Regions from separate parts of the Mus musculus genome. Here region 1 is linked to region 2. A link is a loop called in an ENCODE intact Hi-C map of the cell type or tissue named here. Cell type or tissue: left cerebral cortex. All regions are shown on one strand. Each heading gives the region's core, and the rest is flanking DNA. Links, peaks and the distances in the headings are about the cores only. Region 1 overlaps Shc3 (src homology 2 domain-containing transforming protein C3). Region 2 holds the start of Shc3 (src homology 2 domain-containing transforming protein C3).

What was found. Peaks named below come from ENCODE experiments on the same cell type or tissue, not always from the same donor. Only the 100,000 strongest peaks of a DNase experiment are listed, where the experiment ranks them.
Region 1: a loop joins it to region 2, with 5 times the contacts of the local background. A loop is called at or near these places in 5 of 42 quality-filtered maps.

Annotation. Positions count from the first base shown.
Region 1 is chr13:51,431,292-51,442,670 of GRCm38, reverse strand. All of the region lies in intron 11 of Shc3 (src homology 2 domain-containing transforming protein C3), which reads left to right. Among named protein-coding and RNA genes, the nearest start is that of Gm32834, 18 kb to the right of the region's middle. In left cerebral cortex, for the core only: a CTCF peak has its summit at 7,951 (motif pointing right); DNase peaks (open chromatin) are centred at 5,397 and 8,009.
Region 2 is chr13:51,562,899-51,574,277 of GRCm38, reverse strand. It overlaps Shc3 (src homology 2 domain-containing transforming protein C3), which reads left to right and starts at 4,827. Exons shown (of 12, transcript NM_009167.5): 1 at 4,827-7,307. The coding sequence starts at 6,834. In left cerebral cortex, for the core only: a CTCF peak has its summit at 7,805; DNase peaks (open chromatin) are centred at 7,739, 8,088, 8,439, 9,223 and 6 more places; H3K4me3 peaks cover 6,008 bases; H3K27ac peaks cover 4,181 bases.

The sequences.
Region 1 (11,379 bases), core at 1,862-9,861, 130 kb after region 2:
CTTCCATTCAACTGTTTCTATTTACCAGGCCTTGCATGAGGCCACATCCACACTGCCTCCTCTGTTTACAGTACCTGTCAGGGACTGGAGACTTACATGACAAGTGTTTGTGACCTGACCAATGCCTTGCGTGAGTTATGAAACTTGGAAAGTTATCATAGTCCAGGATAAAAGCTTTGTTCTTCAGGTCTTTTAAGATAAAGAAATCTAGCCTGGGGCAAGGGCTCACCTGCTCTAGAGTACTTACTTATTGCTGATGCAGGGGACCTGGGTTTGGTTCCCAGCAGCCGCATTTGGTGATTTACAACCCCCTCTAACATCCCCTTCAGGGAATCCAGTGCTCTCTTCAGGCCTCCACAGGCACTGCTGCTTGTGAGCACATAATCAAAAGTTTAAAGATAAACCTTTTGTTGAAAGATAATGGATAAGGGAGCCTCGGAAATGGCCCAGTGGGTAAAGAGCTTGTCAAAATCAACTGGAGGGAGGCATGTTTTGGCTCACAGTTCCAGAGAGAGAGAGAGAGAGTGTGTGTGTGTGTGTGTGTGAGAGAGAGAGAGAGAGAGAGAGAGAGAGAGAGAGAGAATGAACGAACAATGATGGGAATGGCATGGTGGTAGGAGTGTGAAGCTTTGCTGGTCACATTTTGTCTACATGTCAGGACCAGGAGTGAACTGGAAGTGGTATGAGGCTACACACCTTCAACAGCCCATCCCCTGCGATGGACTTCCTCAGAAATGATGCACCGTCCAATGGTTCCCCAAACAGCATCACTGAACATTCAAATACATGAGCCCATGGAGGACATTTTTTTTTCATTCAAGCCCTACACCATTAGGAGCATGAAGACCAGAGTTTGAATCTGTAGGATCCACATAAAAGCCAGGCACGGAGGCATCTGTACTCCTAATGTTCTCACAGTGAGATGGGAGAACATCTTAGTCAGGGTTTCTATTACTCTGATGAAACACTGTGACCAAAAGCCACTTGGGGAGGGAAGGGTTTATTAGACTTGGTCTTCCAAAGGAAGTCAGGATAGGAACTCAAACAGGGCAGGAACCTGGAAGCAGGAGCTGATGCAGAGGACATGGAGGGGCACTGCTTATTGGCTTCTTTCTTATAGAACCCAGGACCACCAGCCCAAGGGCGGCCCCACCCCCATGGACTGGGACCTCTCCTATCAATCACTAATTTAAAAATTATCTAACAGGTTTGCCTACAGCCTGCTGTTATGGAGGTCTTATCTCAATTGAGGTTCCCTCCTGTCAGATGACATTAGCTTGTGTCACGTTAACATTTAGCTATCCAGCACAGAGGCAGAGAGTAGACACGCCCCTGGAGCTAGTTTGATGTATATAACTGTGAACAATGAGAAACCTCTACAAGAGTCTCAGACAAAGCGGAAGATGAAGGCCGTCACTCAGGGTGGTTCTCTCTCTCTCTCTCTCTCTCTCTCTCTTTCCCCTCTCTCTCTCTTCCCCCCCTCTCTTTCCTCTCTCTCTCTCTCTCTCTCTCTCTCTCTCTCTCTCACACGCACGCACGCACGCACGCACGCACACACACACACACACGCACACACACACACACACACACAGAGAATGAATATAATGAGACAGGGGAACTTTGGACTTACCATATGGACACTTAAAAAGTTATTCATGTTTTATATCCTATGGAAAAGGACCTCCATTTGGAACTGAAAACCAAAGTACAAAACTACAAAGATAACTGTGAAACAGAGGTTTATAAAAATAGAACGTTTGCACTTTTGAACACCGGAGAAATGGCTCGGTAGTTAAGAGTGTTTGTTGCTCTTGCAAAGGGCATGAGTTCAGTTCCTAGTACCCACATCAGGGTGTTATCAGTTACAGATAACTACCTGTAACTCTAGCTTCAGGGGATTTGACATCCTCTTCTGTCCCCAAAGGCGCCTGCACACATGAGTGTAGACACGTACACAAACACACATGCACACTACAGCAATAGCAACCACACCCTTCCTTCCTAAAGTATTCAGTGACCACAGAAGTTAAAAGTCTGCTGGATTTTCAATATTTATCCCAAATGTTTCCCAAACTGGAATCTCTAGGCTTTCCTAAAGGCTATAAAGAATGCTGGGCAGCAGGCAACTGTCCCCATCAATTAGCCCCGTGTTTTGCAGGTCACTGAGACACAGCCTTCAGACACCGAGTTGATGATACAATTCTGTCTGAGTAATTCTGTGGGTTTGTCTGGCTTGTCTACCTGCCAATCAATAAGAGTATTTGACTTCACCCTGGGCAGAGTCCAATAATTGCCAAGTTCAGTAAGTGCAATTTAATCAACTTAACCATTGAGCAAATGCCAGGATTGTTACTTTAAAACCTCTTGTCCAGTGAAAACAAAAGGAGGAAGGTTAGAATTACTTAGCAGAATTAGATCAGTGATGGATAGGCAGGAAGGGAACCAAAGTGTTTGGTTGGATTGTGTGTTTGGGGCACAGAGGAGGGTAGGAGTCAGTATTCTTGAATCTGCTGAGATTTGCTTTGTGTTAGAGTATGTGGTGAGTTTTGGAGAAAGTTCCATGAGGTAATGAGAAGGAGGTGTATTCTCTGTCTTTGGGTGAAATACTCTGTAAATATGTTAGATCCATTTTGTTTATGACATCATTTAGCTCCAGAGTTTCTCTGTTTAGTTTTTGTCTGGATGACCTGCCTATTGGCAAGACGTGGGTATTGAAGTTTCTCATGATCATCCTCTGAGGTTCAATAACATGTGATTTTTAACTGTAGCAGTTAAAGTACTGTAGTAGTTTCTTTTATGAACTTGGGTGCCCTTGTATTTGGTGCACAAATGTTTAGAATTACATATTTTCTTGGTGGATTTTTCCTGGGATGAGTATATAGTCCCCCACCCCCTGTCTCTTTAGATTAGTTTTGGTTTGAAATCTATTTTGTCAGATATTAAAAATGGTTGCACCAGCTTGTTTCTTTAGTCTGTTTGCTTGAAAGATCTTTCTGTAACTTTTTTCTCTGAGGTGATGTCTATCCTTCATTTTAGGGGGTGCAGCAGAAGGATGGGTTCTGTTTTCATAATTAGTACGTTACTCTGTCTTTTTATTGGGATATTGAGACCATTGATATTGGGAGTTATCATTGAGCAGTGTTTACTGATTCCTGCTATTTTGTTGTGGTGGTGTGGGTCCCACCCCTTTTTAATTAGCTGGCCTGAGATTATTTGTTCTTTGTGTTTTCTTGAGTGTGGTTGAAGTTTTTCTATAGAGCTCAATTTGCAGGGAGATATTACTTAAATTTGATTTAGCACGAAATATCTTTTTTTTTCTCCATCTATTATGATGGAAAGTTTTGCTGGGTATAGTAGTTTGGGCTGGCATCTGTGCTTTCTTAGTGCTAGATGATGCAGTACATCTATCTAGGCCATTCTGGCTTTAGACTCTTCATTGAAAAGTCAGGTTCTATTTCAATAGGTCTGCCTTTATATATTACTTGGGTTTTTTTCCCCCCTTGCAGCTTTAAATATTCTTTCTTTGTTCTATTTGTTTAGTGTTTTGATTATTATGTGTCATGATGAATTTATTTTCTGTCCAGTCTATTTGGTGTTCTGTATGCATCTTGTACCTTCATAGGCACTGAAGTAGGTATTCAACAGGCACTGAGTGGATGCTTGATCCACATGGCTTTTATAGATTATGAACTGAGAGTTTAAGGAATTTAGGGAGCAGGTAGGGAGTCTCTGCAAACGTCAGGGCTGGGAGAGTAGCGAACTGAGAGAGGCCAGAAGGAAAATCAGTTCAGCCTGACTTAGCTGGTTCAGACTTCTAGAGCATGACCCGGGACATTTTATTTCAACCACATTTAAGCATAGCACAACTTCAGAGAAAGAGTTTCCTGATGACAATTAACCCAGTCCTGTATGTACAGTGACATTGAAACTCTTTACAGAGTACATACAGCCTCTGCCAGAAAGATGGGTTCTGTTGACTTGGAAATGGCTGTAGAGTCAGGATTGGCCTGGCCCTAAGATAACACAGAAGTTACCTGGGCTGATGTAATAAAGAACAAGTGAATCTCTCCTAAGGATGGGTTCTATAGATGAGAAGCAATGCTCAAGATATAGAGGGGTGAGTCTGAGATAAATAAAGATGATCTTTTAGGGGATTAGGGTGGGGCTTGGCCCTACAGATAACAAAGATCACCAGGTTAGGAAGTACACCCATCCCCAGCTCTCCGGGTGGAAACCAGGCAAATATCTCTTTCCTCTGGTTTCTATAGTACTAATCTGTATGAGGACCTCATGCCCTCTACAGGTGTGTGAGTGTGCATCTGTGATGCTGCTAATGTTGAACTATAGTGAATTTTTACAGGTATAAAACCACAAACAAGCATACCTAAATAGAAGCATCCTAGAGCTCTCTCCCCATCCCCGTGCTTCCCTGCCGCCCCCCACCCCAGGCCTTGCAGCAATTCAGTTGTGGTTATCAAAAAGAAAATAGCAGGGAAAGCTCTTCAAGAATTCTGTGAGAGTATAAATATTTCGCTTGAAGATTGGTATTTAAAACACGGAATGTTGAAAAAAATGTCTAGCTGAGTATGTCGTTGCGTAGAACAAAGATGATTAAATGTTTTCTCGAAGTCTTTATACACCAAAGAATTATCTTAAAAGACATGTTCTATGTCTTTGACATCCACAGGCAAGAGCAGAGAATAGTGATTAATGCATGCACCCTTGTGCCCAGCTTTCTTTATCTGCTCTTACACAATCCAGAATTCCCTGCCTAGGGAATAGGGCTGCCCACAGTGGGTGGGTCTGCCTACATCAATTATCATAATCAAGATAATCACCCATGGACATGCTCACAGGCTAACCTGATCTAGATAAATTCTCATTCAAACTCTCATCCCAGGTGACTGTTTAGTGTATCGGATTAGTAATTAAAACCAGCCCTCATACCCTACTAACAATAGTTTATTATATTTTCCCAAGCCCGTAACAAGGTGTACAGGAACCGAGGGAGTGGAATTGTGATCCCTGCCTGGATAGTTGTCACTCTGGAGTGAGATTTTCAGAGCCATCAAGAATGCTCGTTAACTCCTACCCACTGGTGACTATTCTTTGGGGGCCTGGGGGGGGGGGGAAACGGAGGAGCTTTTAGGTGGATCTGATTATCCCATTTAATTGATCCTACAGAGGATAGCTTTAGCTGCAAAGGAGATGGAAATGAAAGACTTAATTAAAAATGCAAAGTTGCTTTCTTGCTGCGAGGACACTGAAATAGACGCTGAACACGTTCTCTTCAATATTTATTCTTCTGATTTTCATGGTAATTGGCTGGTCCCTGACTATAAAGGGGGAAGCTTGGCAAGTTAGATTAGAGAGAAAGGGAGAGAGAAAAAAAACGGCCTGAGTCTAAATTTATTCCGGCGGTGTCTAGCAGCCTCTGGGCTCTCTTGCTGTGCACTGAGGTCACTGGGAAGCCAAAGGGAAGCCACCCAACCCAGCTCCAGGAGCCTCTGTGGTGGGTGGGGTGCTGAAGAAAGGGACTCTAAATAAATAGTGTTGGGGAGAGCTGGTGGAGGTTGTGGGAGAACCCTTGAAGATGGATCTTTGTGCCAAATCATTGTGTCAGCAGTGTATGTCTAAAACTATCCCCCACCCCTCAGTCATTCAGAGCTGAGTCCTCCTCTTGGCCCAGCGAGGCCGGCGCGGTGTGATGTGTTGGGAGAAACCACCAACACTCGAGTGTCCAGGTCCTCCATGGGCTTGACTCATGGAGCCCTCAGCTGTTGGCTCTCAGAGCTTTTACTTACTAGCCGTAAACAATGGCTCCACTTCCACAGTCATGAAGTCTTTCCCTGTTTCCTCTTGTTCTCCGACCCATGAGCTATACCTCCTGTGCATGCGTGCTCTCCCCTTGCCAGGACCCCAGTTGGGCCAACCCTATAATATGGCACCTCTCTTACCTTTATTTTGTACTGGTTTTCCAGGAAGGAAGGAGAGTAGGAGGAATTAAGGGAAGGGAGAAGTATTTAAAATAATTTTGTAATATATTCTTGCTTGACCTCTTGTCATTTTTTGCTTATAAATACTATTAGTGTACAGCTCCACCATTAAGAACACTAAAAATAAACTTACTGGAAAGTTACAGGAATAACAACTTATCTTTCCCTCAAGTTTCTGCTGCTTTGGAACGTTTCTTGACAACCTTATCAACTTTCTCTTTCTCTCTCTCTCTCTCTCTCTCTCCCTCTCTCTCTCTCTCTCACATAAGCATATGTTCATATACTTTGTAAAATTGTGTATTTAATTTCTAAAAGACTTTGTCACCCATTGAATAATTTTTTTCATACATTTATCTTAGCGGATGTAGTAAGTCCTTTGTTTTTGTTTTATGTGAACTGAATTTCTTTCTGTTTTCTGACTTGTCTTCTGAGTTGGAATTGGTCTGTTCCCTTTGTGCTGTGGTGTTTTAGGATATGGTCGTGGTGGTTGCTAGAAATAGGATGCTGTGTTAGGTGCCATGAGGTTGGTCTCTCTCTTGTATCTATCTGAACATCAAGGAAAGACAGGGAGAGAGAAAGGAGAGGGAGGCAGAGAGAAGGAGAAGAGAGGGGAAAGGTGGAGAGTAGGGAAAGAGGGAAGAAGGGAGAGAGGGGGAGGAAGGAAGAGGGCAAAGGGCAGAGAAAGGGGGAGAGACGGGGAGAAGGAGAGTAAGGAAGAGAGGGAGAGAGAAGGAGAGAAGGGTTAGGGGGAGAGAGGGAGGAGGAGGGGAAGGAGAGAGAGGAGAGAGAGAGGGAGAGAGGAGAGAGAGCAAGAGCGAGAGCGAGAGAGAGAGTGAGCGAGAGAGAGAGAGAGAGAGAGAGAGAGAGAGAGAGAGAGAGAGATAACCTCCTGGAGCAGAGCATCTGACTCTGGGAAGGGGAAGAGACCAATATTTCATTGACTCCCAGAAGTGCCTTACCTGGGGTCACTGCTGTTGTCTGCAGACAGCTTGTTTCATTTCGCCTGATTCTTACTTGCGGTCTTCTCCTCTGAAGGTGTAAACAAACAAGAGGAATGTGTGAGGCATGGGAGTTGTGTGTTCTGTGTCTACAGCCCAACCATTCCTAGGAACTAGCAATGGACAGGATGTAGATCTAGAAGGAAGGGGAGACTGGACTGAAGGAGGTCAGCAGAGGTCTCCATGCAGATCAGAGAAGGTCCTGAGGTTCTGGGTGGAGATCCCTCTGAGACAGTTCCCATCACATTGAGGAAGTCTGTGCACTTCCGCTGCTATGAAGCCCAGGCTTGGAGTGGCTTAGACTAGGAGTGACCTGTGCACTCAAGTCTATCAATCACTGGGACATGCTACCAAGCCACAAAGTAAGGCACATGCCTGCCCGGATCCCTCTGTCTCCTATCATGTGTCCTAGCAGGATTAGCTCCCCTGCCAGTAGTGTTAGGCATCTTCCTCCCAGTTTCTGGGCTGCCCAGGCACTGTTAGGTGCTTGGCCAACATTGAAGCTAGGCAAGTTCCTGCCTGGGTACCCCTCTGGAGGCCCAGTTCTGACTAGACTGTGTGCCATCCTTGCTGTGGGCAGCTGGGACCAGTCTCTGCCTGGCACAATGGTTTTCTAGGCGATGGCTATCACCAGGACTATGTTTAGATCACTCTCCAGGAAGGCAGAGATGAAGGTGCCACCCACTGTGATTGTGTCAAGTCACTGTCAGCTCTGGATTGGTATGACTTCCTTGTCAGGGAAGGTCCTGGGTGGGAAGGACCTATTTTGGGGGAATCTGTGTCGCTCCTGGAGTGCTGTGGGCTTGCCCCTCTCAGCTTCTTCCTGGGCTAGCATACGTGTAGAGTTCTGAGTGATGGAGCTGCTGTCCAGGAACAAAACCTTCCCAAGCACTACAAACCATGCTGAAGGAACCTTCCCCCTGGAAACTTTCAATTCCCCTAATATTGCATGCTTGTGACCACAAGGGGGCAATACATGCACAATTTTATGGATGCTGGAGAGGTGCCTCACCTGGGAGCCATTTTAGACAGGCAGGCATCCTGCCTTGATGTTGTTCCCCAGGAGACTCACCTGCAGGGAGATGCCATCTTCCTCTTCTCTAGCTTGACTCTGACCTTGTGGGATCTCACGGAGATATAGGGATGGTTGTGTTCCCTGTGGGCCTTCCTCTGTTCATGAGTCTGATGCTGTGATCATTGAGACAGATTTGGAGACCCCGTGGGTAGCGGTGTCTGCTTCCCCCTGTTCGCAGAACTGAAGGTTCCCTGTGATTTCTTCTGTGGTGGGTCAGACAGCACCCAACCCCTGAAGGCTTGAAGAGACAGCACACCTTCTAAGTTCTTCTGAGCTCCCAAAGATGGGTGAGGTCTGCAGTAGGGTTTTGTGGGAGCCCACAAGAGCTGCCAAGTTATCTTCTTGGCACGAGAGACTGGCCGTTTCCCCAGCCACAGAGCTCCTGAGACAGTATTTTCAAGGTGGAACTGCCTGTGACAGGATCCTTTATGGGCGGTTGTGACTTAGAGAAAACCATCTGTACTGAGAAGGTACTAAGGGTCTTCTTGCTGTTGTCCTTCAGACTGAGCTCGGGAACAGCCATGTCCACAGCATTGTAAATGTTAGGGAGAACAGCAGGCGTGTAGAAAAGGGAAACAGAGGCAGGACTTATCTTTGTTAGAAGAGAAAGCTTCAGGAGGACAGACAGCCATGACCAGACCTTGATAAGGAAGAACAGAGTGCTGAGAGAGGGGGGCGGGGGGGGGAGGGGGAGGGGAGGGGAGGGGGAGAGAAAAAGGAAGAGGGAAAGGGAGAGAGGGAGAGGGGGGGAGAGGGAGAGAGGGAGGGAGAGGGGGAGGGGGAGAGGGAGAGAAGGGGAGGGGGAGGGGGAGAGAGCACATTGGTCCAGAGGCAGAAGGATAAGGTCGTGAAGAGAGAACCTTCAATGCCCTTAAGGTCATATAGCATGAAGGAGTCCTGAGAGAAGGGTCCCTCAGTCCCTAAGGACAATTGGGGCTTCTGAGCCTTACAGGATTTCAGTGTGGGGCACAAAGCCAAGCTCTCCAAACCACATCCTACCCTGGTGTGGTCTACATGCCAGGCACCAGAAGGCACTAGAGAGAAGGGAAGATATAGTTCAAGGTGGCCCTTGGTCCAGAGACCAGGGAGCTGGGCTTGCTCACAGCTGCAGTGGAAGGGAGAGAAATGAGTTCCCTACAAGAGCCGTGAAGTCACAGGTCACGGTTTTGTCACTTTCTGTCCCAGAAAGAGAGCTGCCAGGGGTGGGGGTTGGGGTGGGGTGGGGAGGGGAGGGGTGAGGTGGTGGTAGGAGGGGATGGGTTAGGTGTCAGAGGGGATGGTGGGAGGGGTAGAGTGGTAGTGGGAGAGAATGGGGTAGTGGAAGGTTGGAGAACAGCCTGGGGTGGGGGTGGGGGCAGCCTCTGGCCTGTAAATCTAGCAAGAGATCTGGAGGTTGTTTTGAATTTATGGTGGGATGTATGTATATTTTGCAAATGGTGAATCATGTTACAAATAAGGGATTTGAATTTCTCTGGATTTTGATGTCCATAGTGGGTCTTGAAAACACAAGGGGCAATAAATGCACAGTTTTATGGATGCTGGAGAGGTGCCTCACCAGAGACACCAAGAGACCACTGTACTTCCCATATGGTGCCCTCCCTCCCTCCCTTCCTCCCTTCCTCCCTTCCTCCCTTCCTCCCTTCCTCCCTTCCTCCCTTCCTCCCTTCCTCCCTCCCTCCCTTCCTCCCTCCCTCCCTCCCTCCCTTCTTCCCTCCTTCCCTCCCTCTGTCCGAGGGTGTATGTGTCTCCCAATTTCAAATGCTAGTCTTTATTAGTACCTTCTTGACTTGAACTTTGCTCCCACCTCCTTGGAAGGTCTCTGAGTCAGAAACTCCTTCTGTTGAACAGAATTGAAGGTGGGTACAGTGTCTTATTTATCCCAATACTCTGCCTTTCTGAGGCCTCGTCATGGAGGCCTTGAGCCAGTCTCCTAATAGAACCTGTCTGAAGGGCGCTCTCCTATCAGGTTCCTCTCTGTGAATCTATGATCATTTTCTTTTATCTAACACCATAGTTGTCTACATGTCTTCCTAAATTATCTTCTAAGAGTTTCATGATTTTCTGGTCTCCATTTAATACATTTGAGTCAATGTTTGAACAGATATAAGGTCTTTATTTTTTTTTCCCACATGGATGCCCAATTATTCCAGGATTATCTATTAAAAGCACTGTTTTCTTCAGTCCATGACTTTATCTCTCATTAAAAGTTAGCAAGCATTATTTGATGGGTCTGTTTCTGGCTCGTTACTCTGGTCCAGGTTCGAGAGTCTGTCCTTCCTCTAACACCTCAGTGTCTTGATTCCTGCAGTGAATTTTTCCATATTTCTCTTCTTTCTGGGTCCAGAATTGTAGCCTGGAACCAACCCTGTTCTTCTCTTTCAGTACTTTGGAGACTAATCTGGATCGTTTTTCTTCTCTTAATAAACTTTAGAAAAAAATTATTAATAGCAACAAATTAGTTTCATACATTGTTTATGCATTACTAAACTTATACCTAAATATTTCATTGAATACCTAAGTATTCTATTTTTTTTAATGGTACAATAATTGGTTGGCATTCTGTTTCAAATTTTATGTGGCCATTGCTAGTGTATAAGAAAGTGATTAACTTAACATTTTTATTTACTTATTGTTATTAGGTGTGTGTGTGTCTGTGTGTGTGTGTGTGTGTGTGTGTGTGTAGGAGCGCATGCATGCAATAATGCATGTGTGCAGGTCAGAGGGCAGCTTTCTGAAGTTGGTTTTCTACTTCCGTCCTCACACGGGCTCCAGGGTTTGAACTAAGGTCACCTTTACCCACTGAACCATCTCGCTGGCCTGTGATTGGCTTTTGTATATTAGCTTCAGATGTTGGAAAGTTACTTTTATTGTGTATTAGGCCAAGAATAATTTTCATTGTTGGTTTCTTTATCATAGCTATGCAGGAGTCCATAGACAAAGGCCATTTTATTTTCCTTCCAGACCTGTGTTTTATTGCATTTTCTTGTCTTCATTAGCTGGGACTTCCTTTCTGTTGTCCCAGCGTGGCCGCGGAGAGGACTGAGGTAGGCAGTGCCCACAGGGCAGTGGGCCTGAAAGGTCAAAGATTGCCTCGGAGGGACAGGTAGGTGATGCACACTGAACTGACCAGCTACTGTCAGTGACCAGGGTCTGTACAGAGATCTGCTCTGAAGCATGGTGCGACCTCAGGTCCAGGAAACCTGGTCCTCCCCTTGCCTTTCTGGACCAAGTCAGATGTTCTAGATAGCTCTACTGCAATAAGGTCTTTCTTTTCTGCCCCACGACACCTGCTCAACCTCTCTTTCCTTTT
Region 2 (11,379 bases), core at 2,181-10,180:
GGGTGGTGCAGTGAACGACCCTGGGGAGGGTCGAGGTCTGCTCTGGTCAAATGCCCAGTGCAGTGCAATCTCGTCGTCTGTGCTGCAGAGTCACCATGGTCACAGCAGCTGACCACTTCTCACATTATCCTGGCAGAGCCCTGCTGACCACAGGATGTGCGGCCCTCCCGGATCACATGGTTCTGTAGGAAGCCTCCCACGGACTCCACTCAATTGGCTGTTTCCTAGCAACACACCCACCACACTGTCCACAAGCCCAGAGATGGCCCGACAGCAGCTCAGTGCAGACAGAAAAATCTGACTCCAGCATCTCAAGAGGGGCCCAGCAACCCTCTGCAAAGGTGCCTCCTTCCTGTCGCTTCCTGGCGGAGACTTGCAGCGCTGTAAGCGCAATGCCAGGGCTCTTCTTGACTGAACACCAGTGTCTCTGATGGAGGCTGTTCTCCCTGCCGCATCCCTGAGAGTGGACAAGGCAGCGAGCCCCATCTGGCCGGTGTGTGTGTGTGTGTGTGTGTGTGTGTGTGTGTGTGTGTGTGTAGAGCAGTCGGTGAACTACACAGATGTTGTCACAGTATAACCTAGAAATACCGCACCAGTCACTCACATCTACAGAATAAATGCTTTTGTCTACTTACATGGTGTGTGTTATAGGTAGTTTGGATATTAAGTAGCATTGTGTAATTTTTTTTTTTTCTTCTAGGGCTACTACTTAAGAGCAACTGTCTGAGGCAGGGAGGGACAAAGGGCAAAGCTAGCCTATAATCACAACTAAATATTATTCAATGGCAGCCATAGGCCCCGGCTAGGGAAGTGGGTATGTACACAACAGACTACTGTGTGGCCGCTCCTCAGCTGTTACTGGGCTATGTAGTACTGTATTGTCATGCAGTGTCACAGTTGTTCTCCCGACACTCTGAATGCTTGAGCGGGACACTCAGGTGAAACTAAGGACAGCTTCCTTCCCCCCCCCCCCAAATCCATTCTGACTTCTCAACCCACTTCTATCTATCTATCTATCTATCTATCTATCTATCTATCTATCTATCCATCTATCATCTATCTATCTATCTATCTATCTATCTATCTATCTATCTATCTATCTATCTATCTATCTATCTATCTATTTGTGCTGGTCTGATAAACATCTACCAGGAAAGCCAACCCAAAGCCTGCAATCCCACTGTGTGGTTATTTCCTCCTAGTTTAAATACGTCCTCCCAGAGATGGGGGTTGGGGGAAGTTAATGAAAGAAGACTCAGAGACCTGTAAAACTCATACAGTCTCAAGGCTGTCAAAGCAGTAGGCAGTTGCTAGCGGGAGACTGTTCAGTGGGGTGGCCTGCAAGTTCCTGGGGAATATGGCTTTCATAAGTTGTTCCTGCTGGGGTAGGGCTTTTGGTAACATAGTTGCCTTTGAATTGTCTATGCTCCCGTAAGTAAACCCTCACCCATACTCCAACAAATGACTGGGATAAGCTCATTGGTCCACCAAGGATTTTGGTTCTTGCGAATTTCTGGTGTCTCTCCTTCTTTTTGGATGACCTGAGGCCATCTCCACGAGTCTGATTTTAATGCTGTCCTCTGCATTTGCCTCCTGAGGAAGATTTCTGTTTCATACCTGGACCTTGAAAGAGCTGTCAATCACTTCCATCCTCCCCAGGGAGGGTCAGTTGGTCCACTCTCTCTCCCTTGTCCCTGCTCCCTACTTGCTTCCATTCTGGTCTCCTCTTTTACACTGTAAGACACAATAGCTTCACCTCCGTTATACTCTATTACATCTTAATATTTGTGTTTATGCTTTTGGCATGCATATGTGTTTGTGTGTGTTTTCATGTGTGTGCGTGCGTGTGACTGCAGGAAGATGTCTTTATCACTCTCTCCCTTTCTTATTTTTGTTTTATGGATACTGATGTTTCGACGGCATGTGTGAGCCCTAGTGCGGAAGGATCCAGAAGAGGGCATCAACTTCCCTGGAGTCAGAATCCCAGACAGTTGTGAGCCACCATGTGGGTGCTGGTAATCTAACTGTGGTCCCCCGGGAAAGCAGCCAGTGCTCTCAATCCCTGAGCTCCACCTTAATTTTTGAGACAGCATCTGTCATGAAAGCAGAGCTCATTGTTTGGATAGGACTGACTATGGAGCTTCTGGGATCTTTGTTCTCAGCATGAGGACTTCAGGTACACACTACCGCGCCTGGCTTTTTCTGTGGGTTCTGGGTGTATTGTCAGCCATCTCACTGACTGGCCATCTCCCTAGCCTCTCTTTGTAATATAGCCCATCTTCTATCTTCTAGAAAGTCTGAACCTTTTTGTCTCTCAGTCCACTGGCAACATTGTCGTTAATGATGAATGAGCACTGCCCGAAGGGAGAAGCCCCACTGGACACTGTACACCACACCTACCTCTCTGAGGCAGGGTTGTGTGTGGCCATGAAGATAGAAGATGTGGTCACTGCACATTGTGTAGCCCCAGTGACCCTTGGCTTCCTTTATGCAAAACAGGATGTAAGCTGGACTTGCAGTAGGTGTGCCTGGTTGGTGAGGGCAGTTCCTCAGATGGCTCGGGATTTATGCTTATCCTACAATTTCTGGCTGTTTTGTTTGTTTTCGAGATGAAATCTCACCATGTAACCCAGACTGTCCCACTAGAGCCCTCAAATGTCCTGCTTCAACTGCCCAAATGCTGGGATCAGAAGCATGTACCACCTACCCCATATCTGACCACCCTTTTTATATCTCATCTAGACAATTTGGAATTCCCGGGTTTCAACCTCTGCACTTGATGCCTCTACACAGAAGGCTCCTAACCCTAAGCTGGCCACTCCCATGCACTTATTCCCTTCCTCACCTGATTAGACTCTCCACTCTGATGAACAGGACTTGACTCAGGTGAATCCTCCAGGTAGGAAATGTGGACTTTGCCTTGCACTCCTCTCAGTGGAAGATGCCTGGCTACAGGTGGTCAGGGGTGAGCAGTTCTCAATGTCAGCTGCCCAGGCAAGGCACTTTCTTGGCATTGTTATAGGATTTCCATCCATATCTCTGGTTAATAACACAGTCCAATAAACTAAGTGAGTTATGAATAAAGATAATTTACCTCTGCTCCTTAGTCTGGTACAGCTGAGAGACCAAATTCTTGGGATTCTTGCTAGCAGAGTCTGAGGTGGCTCAGGGCTTAAGACGGTGAGAGACTGGGAACACGTATGCCTGTGTGCACACACGAGTGTGTGTGTTCAGACTCTCTACTTCTATGTGGTTATATGTGTGCAGGTGCATCCTTGTGTGTGCTTGTGTGGAAGTGTGCCATACCTGCATGTGGAGGACAGAGTATGGCCTCCACTCTCATTTCTTGGATGACAGCCATGTTTTCTTTAAAAATAGCTTTTCATTAGATGCATGTTAGAGCACATGTGTAGGGGGTCAGAGGACAACATCATCTCCACTGTGTGGCTCCTGGGGACTAAATTCCAATCATCAAGGTTGATAGCAATCTTGCTGACCCCATCTTGTTTGTTTGAAATAAGGTCTCTTCTTGGCTTAAAACTTGCTGAGGGGTTGGGCTGGCTGGCTGTGTAACACTGGGTCGTCAGCCCATTTATTTGTTTGTCTGTTAGTATTTTTGGTTTTGTTTTTTTAAATGTTGAGTTTTTGAGGATTGAATTCAGGTCCTCTTGCTTGCAAGATAAAGCATTTTACAGACTGGGCTATTGCTCCTCTACTCTGATGACCTAATCCCAGTCCTGTCCCAGAAGCCCCTCCCCTAAATGACACAGACTAAGCTTTCACCTTTTGAAAGAAAGGTGGCCAGGATTAGACTTCAACATAAGCATCCAGTGAACACGTGATAGTCACAGCATAGCGCAGACTTTGAACATGGCATCTAGAATTATCTATCCTCGTTCTCACTGGTGCCAGTTTGTTTCGAGTTGACAGCCCAGAGCTTGGGCTTTGGGGGATCATGCCTAAAATAAGCGACAGCCAGGCTCCCTAGGGCGAACAAAGGGCTCTCCTGGGACAGGCACGTGAGCAGAGTTCCCCTGCAGGGGCTGTGGAATTCCATCTGACGCATTTGGGCTCTTTAATTTATTTTCTTTTTTCCTGTACACCAAAATATTCGTATCACTTTCCAGCTAACAGCAGCTCTAGCTGTACTATATGATATTCTTGGTATATTAACGTCTAACACCAACGAGTCTAATTGTTGTATGTAAATTTACACCGCCATTCATATTTTCTCAGTCGGCTCCCTCCGTTGGCCTCATAATAGAATCCAAAGTCTCCTTGTTGGCTAAAGGGTTAAATGATGTAGCTTTGGGATCCCCTCCGCTGCTCTGGAGACTTAGCTTGCATAGGTCTTCTTTATTCCTTTATTAGGAAAGACTTCATGGGGAAGAGGCTAGCCTTTGACTGGGTCTTCTGTGTGCATTCATAATAAAAGCTGGTACATTCATGGCTGCTCTGTGAGGTAGAAGAACCAGTGAATGAAAGTTTGGGTACAGCTCACCTCCCAGAGAGTGGTCCTGCTTCACCCGGAACTGACCCGATAGTCTCCAACACCCTTATAAAACTAATTTTCCCCATCTCTCTATACCGGCTTGTTTCTTCCTCCCAGAATTTTTGTAATCAATCTGGGTGGTGTTATTTTTTTTTTTTTCTTTCTCTTTTTTTTTCCCACACTGCTGTTGGATAAAAGATCCCGCCCTTGATTGAAATGGAATCTTCCACTATTGAGCGAGCCTTTGTTGAATGAGTCATCGGCTCAGCCTCTCATTGGCTGAAGCCGCCTGAGCCCAGGGGATTGCCTGGCACCGGCTGCAAGGACCCGCTCCATTCACAGAAACGCTGGCTCGCTCGCCGGCCCTTTCATTCACACAAACAGCATCTCATTCACATTCGGTCTGTTTTTTTTTTTTTTCCTTTTTCTTTTTTTCTTTTTGTCTGCTTCTAATGAAGAAGACCACGGTTTGGGAATGGTGGGGCTGACTTGCTTCAGATTGGAGGGGGACTCCAATCACCATCGAAATCGTCCGTGGGGTGCGCATCTGCTGTTGCTATGCGAGCTAGAGGAAGGGAGAAAAGAGAGTGCGGGGTGGCTGTTCAGCTAGGGCTGCCGCGCGGTTGGAGAGCGGTGGGGACGTGTTTGCTGCGCCAGGGCGGGCCTGGCGGCTCTGCGCTTTTTCGTCCTCTGGAACCGGCCTCACTTGCACGGCCGCCACGGGTGGCTCTCCCTAAACTCCCTTCCTGGGGCTCCCAGAAAGCCTGGGAACCGCACTGCCTCCCGAGATCAGCCCTGGGCGTGAGAAGACTCAGGGTGACCTGCTAGTGTGCTAGAAGGCAAATGCATTCGCTTGCACAGAAGTTACCAGGAAACTTTGACAGCGATTGACTTCTCGGTGGTGCAGGTTATCTGTCTTAACACATGAGGCCACCTGGTAGAGGCCACCGAGGAAGGGCTCAGTGGGTCTCAGAATCTTGGTCAGACCCTCGGGGAGGCTGTCGATGTCCTATTCTCCCAAGCGTCAGGAAGAAGGCCTGTGCGTGTCACTGCAAGCCTGGGCCCGACTCGCAAGGAAGAGGCCATTCTTGCTGTGGATTTGATGGACAGTTAGAGCAGCCGCATTTTTTTTCCTGCCTGACTGCAGGGCTGCAAGCAGCAACTGAAGGGACATTGAAACGGATTGGTAATGCTACTAAGGCATGCTTCCAGGGCTGAAACACATTCACTTGGAATAAAACTCAAAACGCGGCCCTCTTTCTCTCTCTCTCTCTTTTTTTGGCATGGATTTCTGGAGCCTGTTGCCGCTCAGCAGAGATGCAGGTTTTTTTTTGAAGTAGATTTTTCAACTGAACCCTAGCTGAGTACGGCTGCTGACTGCTGTAAATTATTAGGGAAGACCCCCTCTGAGCTGTACTGAGAAGAAATTTCTGTGCTGATTTTTTTTTTTTTTCGTGAATTGGTACAGGAATTGCACCGCCACAGATACATGGCTGCTCTGCTGATCTGAACAAGAAAAGCAAACCACAGGAAACTGACAGGTTTTTTTCTTTCTTTCTTAAATATTCATCTGCTGGTGAAGGGTCCCCCCTCTTTTTTTTTTTCCTACTTAAAATTCTTGCTACTTTCCAAAATCAGGATTCATCAGGATTCGCCTTGAAGACTTCTTTAAAAGCCTTCGTCACATTTGAACGCATCCCTGTCAGACACTTCTGGGCTTCATCCACATGAGCTGAGCAAGGGAAGAGCAAGCCATTGCACGGAATAATGGGTTGCGGAAAGTTCAAGAGATCATTTGACGGGACTGGATTTACCTTTGGCACAGATGCGGGATGGGGAGGGGGTAGGTGAAAAGGCAAAGACTGGAAGGAAATATCTGCGAAGGTAGAAAAAGGAAATTTGAGAACTGATTGGCTGTAGTTGCTGTCAGCGGGTGGATGTCGTTTTCTTCTCTCTCTTTTTGCTACAGGAAGTGATTTGCGGAGCTCACCGAGCCTTTGTTGAGAAGGGTCTCCTCAGAGTGAGTCACGCTTTTGCTGGGAGCAGCCCCGTGCAGCTGGCCGCTCGCTCCATCAGCCGCAACTATGACTTTTGCAAGGCAAGCGTTCCACCCCAACCCTCGGTCTCCAGGGCCCGCGCTGCGTGGCTGCTGCTCTGCTGCCTTGTAACGGTGAAAAGGGCTCGGTCGTCGGCCTCGGCTGTCCCTCTCCGGAAAGGCTGTCCTGGGACTCGGGCTCCTCGTCCCGCTCGGGGGACCGCGGCTCGTGTGCTATGCGCGGCAGTCCGCGCCAGGGCCGGCAGCAGCAGCGCCCGGGTGGATGCGGCGAGCCCACGGAGGGGCATGCTTCCACGCACCAAGTACAACCGCTTCAGGAATGACTCGGTGACATCGGTCGATGACCTTCTCCACAGCCTGTCGGTGAGCGGCAGCGGCGGCAAGGTCTCGGCGGAGCCCGCGGCGAGCCCCTACCTGGTGTCGGGCGAGGCGCTGCGCAAGGCGCCGGACGATGGGCCCGGCAGCCTGGGCCACCTGCTCCACAAGGTGTCCCACTTGAAACTCTCCAGCTCCGGCCTGCGTGGCCTGTCGTCGGCCGCCCGGGAGCGGGCAGGAGCGCGGCTCTCGGGCAGCTGCAGCGCGCCCAGCCTGGCGGCCCCGGACGGCGGCAGCGCGACCCCCGGGTCCCGCGCCCCGGCCGCCAGCATGAGTGCCACCAGGAAGAGCCGGGCCGGCGACGAGCCACTGCCCAGGCCCCCTCGGGGCGCGCCGCACACCAGCGATCAGGTGCTGGGGCCGGGAGTCACCTATGTGGTCAAGGTGGGTAACCCGAGCACACTGCTGGGTGGGGGTCTCGGAGACAGGGTGCGGTGGGGAGGAGGAAGTCAGGGCTGGGGACAGATGTCATTCTCTGAAGCCCCAGGGTTCAGGGACAAGCCCCAGGGAACACAGACGACAGTTGGATGTGAGGAAATAAGCCCTCCTTAGCCATTCTCTTGCTCGACAGGGCAAGGAGAGAATTAGAAATGCTCTGTGTGGGGGGGAAAGGGTGAACTGTCTGGTCACCTCGCATGGAGCCTGCTTTCCCCAAGGCACCGTTGTTGAAGCATGCTTTGGTCACCTGGCTTCATCAGATGTCCCTCTCTCCCTAGAAATCCATCCCTGAGATCATGGTCTGGCCTACTTGAGGTACACTTGTCAAGCCTGGCAGCCAGCCTTCTCCCCGATGAGCGATGTCACAACTTCTGTGTCCTCCCCTGGCGGCGGGGTGGGCCATAGTTACCCCCCAGAGCAAGAGCAACCAGCTTCTAGAGGGCAGGGCAGGAGACACTGCCTTGCTTCCTATAAAAGATGGGTTCTTAGCGTCTTACCCAGAAAGATTTTCTTTGGCTCTGAACTGTTTTGGTTTACAGCCATGGGGAGCATTTGAGACTATTTTTCAGGATGATAAAAGTCTTACCTTTTCATGGACTAAAGAGGGAATGAGGTTGTGGCTCTTGGACCCACCTGAGGGAAAGGAGCTTTTCTTGTAACACAAAAAATGATAATAATTTTAAAGATCCCAACGTAATTGATAGAATCCCCGCAGCTCTCAAGCGTGCCAAGGCCTATAAGGTACCCAGCACAGCTCAGCCCATCTGCCAAGTGCTCATTTCTTCCAGCCAGACCAGCTGCAGCAGACACAGCCATGCTTTGCCCAGATGAGAGCCAGGAGAGAGACCAGGGGCTCATTTCATCGTGCCCCCCCCCCCCCAATGCTCTGCCCCAGGGCACTGCTTTTTCGGTTGAAGTAGATGCTCTCTCAGTCACCTGTGTCAACAAACCTGTGGGACAGACGTCTGGCCTGTAAGCGGTAGTTGCAGATCCAATTTAAAACTTCCATAGGACACTTCTTCAGATAAAATGTAGCATCTTGGCAGCTTGGAACCAAATTCCCTAAGGGGTGCACATTATCTTTGACTGTATAAAACGCATGTAGGGAATGTGGCCGAGGACCTCCCTCTCTTCAGCTTGCTTTTAATTGGTCCTCTCAGCTACTGAACACAAATCACATATACTGTCACTATACTTTCACAAAGGGGGCACAGATCAGCATAATATACGCACATCCTGTTGCGTGTATCTCAGGAAAGGATGACTGCTGATCATTTAACTGATACGTCCAGGGCCCAAAGGGCAAAGCCAACCCGATAAGCAAAGGAAAGCCAACACTGATAACCTCGGGATTAAACTGTGCCTGGAATGTAGTCATTACCTCTGGTAGTCTCCTAATTGCTTCTTCTGCTTGTTTCTGTTAAGCTTTTAAAAAATAGGTAAATAGAGCTTGGGTAGAGCTGTTGGGGTACGCACCCCATAGAACGTAGAGGGTTGCTTTCAAAATGAGGGACATTTTTTCAAACCCATACTTTAAAAGAACCATTTGACTTGGTGTCAGCTGTACCGGTGCCCAAACAGTAGGTCAGTGAATCTGGAATTTGAATATTCAGCCAGACAAATTAAAATGGTATTTTAGGGAGAAAAATCACTTTAATGAAGGCTTTGCCCTTGTGAGATGACGCCACAGGACCAACATAGGAAGATAAGATAGCCTGCTTAGCCTGGGATCTCTCTGTGGGGACAGTTTTGAGTTATCCCAGTGTCAGCAGCCGTATATCCAGGGCCAGAAAGCTGATTGGGTCTACTCAGAGTCTATGTGTGTCCCCAGGAAGAGGGTACAGCAGTGCCCCAGAGGCACCTACACATAGAGATGCAGGCACCAGTGACCCACACTATAGTGACCCAGTTGTTATTGGCCTGGTTGTTTATCCGCAGCTGTGAGTGTTTATGCTCCTGTGAGCATAAAGCCAGGGGTGGTTCCCCGCATCTCCGGAGAAGTTTGAGATCACACAGAAAGGAAGCCAAACAGATACTAAGGGACAATTGCAGTCCTTGTGTGCATAATCACGTGGCCCTCTGTCGGCACATGTGAGCAGATTTCCCACATTGTCATGTTGACTTCAAAACCGACTAGTTTTATTGAAAAAACCCCACAAAACTAAAAAAACTTCTTACGGTGGTGTTTATCTGATGGTGTTATTGATGAACGAAGAGTTCTTCTGGAACCTTCAAAAGCCTGCATCTTAAACCCGGAACTCAGTTCTAAAACCCTAGGGTTTAGAGTTTGTGAAAGGACTCAACTCCTTTCTATACACTTGTTTTTCTAAGTTAAAGAATGCCCCGGATGTTTTCTAGATTTCTGGAAAAATCCAGCACTGCATCATCACACCCGATCTATGAGAAGTACTTCCTGGTAGGTGGCAACTGGATGTCATATACAGGAGTGATAACTCCGACACGTCAAGTTCATCTACTTGAGAGGGCACTGTGGATACTGAAGCTGGGTGGGTTTTGATTTGTTTCTGTGGGCAGCTGCTAACGTTGAAGAAGTATGAGAAACTGGAAACTAAAAAAAGTTCCCAACCAACAGGATTCCTAGCTCCCTGCACATTTAACCCATATTTTCTGCCACCCTTGAGCCTGCTGTTAGTTTATCCCTTTCTTTCCATAAAAAAGCACCCCTCTCCCTACATGCCCAGACAGGGTCTTAGTATCCCAGGCTGGCTTTGAACTTACTATATAGTCAATGATGACCTTGAACTTCTGATCCTCCTGTCTCCCTCCACCTCTGTATGGAGATTGCAGGTGTGAGTAGCCCTGTCTGGTCCCTGGAGATCCCCTGGTGCTGGGGATCATACCTGGGGCTTCCAGCATCCTGGGTAAGCACTCTGTGGACTTAATGACAACCTGAGCCTGCTGTTCAATAAGGGTGGGTGGGGGGCTTATGCACTCTGGAGGGCTCAGCTTTAGACTTTGCCAGCCAGGTCTCAGTGGCAACACTACGTTACACCTCTGTACTGGCTAGTTTTGTGTCAACTTGACACAGCTGGAGTTACCACAGAGAAAGGAGCTTCAGTTGAGGAAATGCCTCCATGAGATCCAACTGTAAGACATTTTCTCAATTAGTGATCAAGGGGGAAAGGCCCCTTGTGGGTGGGACCATCTCTGGGCTGGTAGTCTTGGGTTCTATAAGAGAGCAGGCAGAGCAAGCCAGGTGAGGCAAGCCAGTAAAGAACATCCCTCCATGGCCTCTGCATCAGCTCCTGCTTTCTGACCTGCTTGAGTTCCAGTCCTGACTTCCTTTGTTGATGAACAGCAGTATGGAAGTGTAAGCCGAATAAACCCTTTCCTCCCCAACTTGCTTCTTGGTCATGATGTTTGTGCAGGAATAGAAACCTTGACTAAGACACCCTCTAAGTATTCCAGATACATGCTTAATTGTGGTATCATAATAGAGAATGAACAACAAGCCATGCCCCGGATAGACAGAACGGAAACCCTGACAGCTGAGAACCATGAACTGTCATGATGTGCCAATCTAAAGCTTGCTCTCTATTTGGATGTAAGGGTCGCTGGAGATGGCTGGAGATAAAGGAGAACAGTTCTGTGGCTCCCCACCTGTGTTGTGAGAGTGGCTGGCATGGGGCTCTCTCAGGCTGCTCCTTCTTCTCTTTCCTAGTTCCAGTGAGGGAGACCTTAGACAGGAAAGCTGGTCTGAGCCCGGCACCGAAGAGCCGTTGCAGACAAGCAGGTCTAAGGCCTGGTTTTGGAACTGCTTGGTGGCTGCAGAGACAACAGTTGTGGGCTGTGAGACTGTGGTCTGCATCAGGCCAGCCGCTGGCCCCAACATGGTCATCAAAAGAAAGGCTCTTTCGAACCACATTTTAAAAGGCTGAGAGGGGTTGATGTGCTGAGATGTGATCCCATTTAGGGCAGTCCCAAGTGCAAACTACCAAAATAAGATCAAACAGAGAAGAACGGCTGAGGTCCTTGCACTGAGCGGTGCACACTGTGG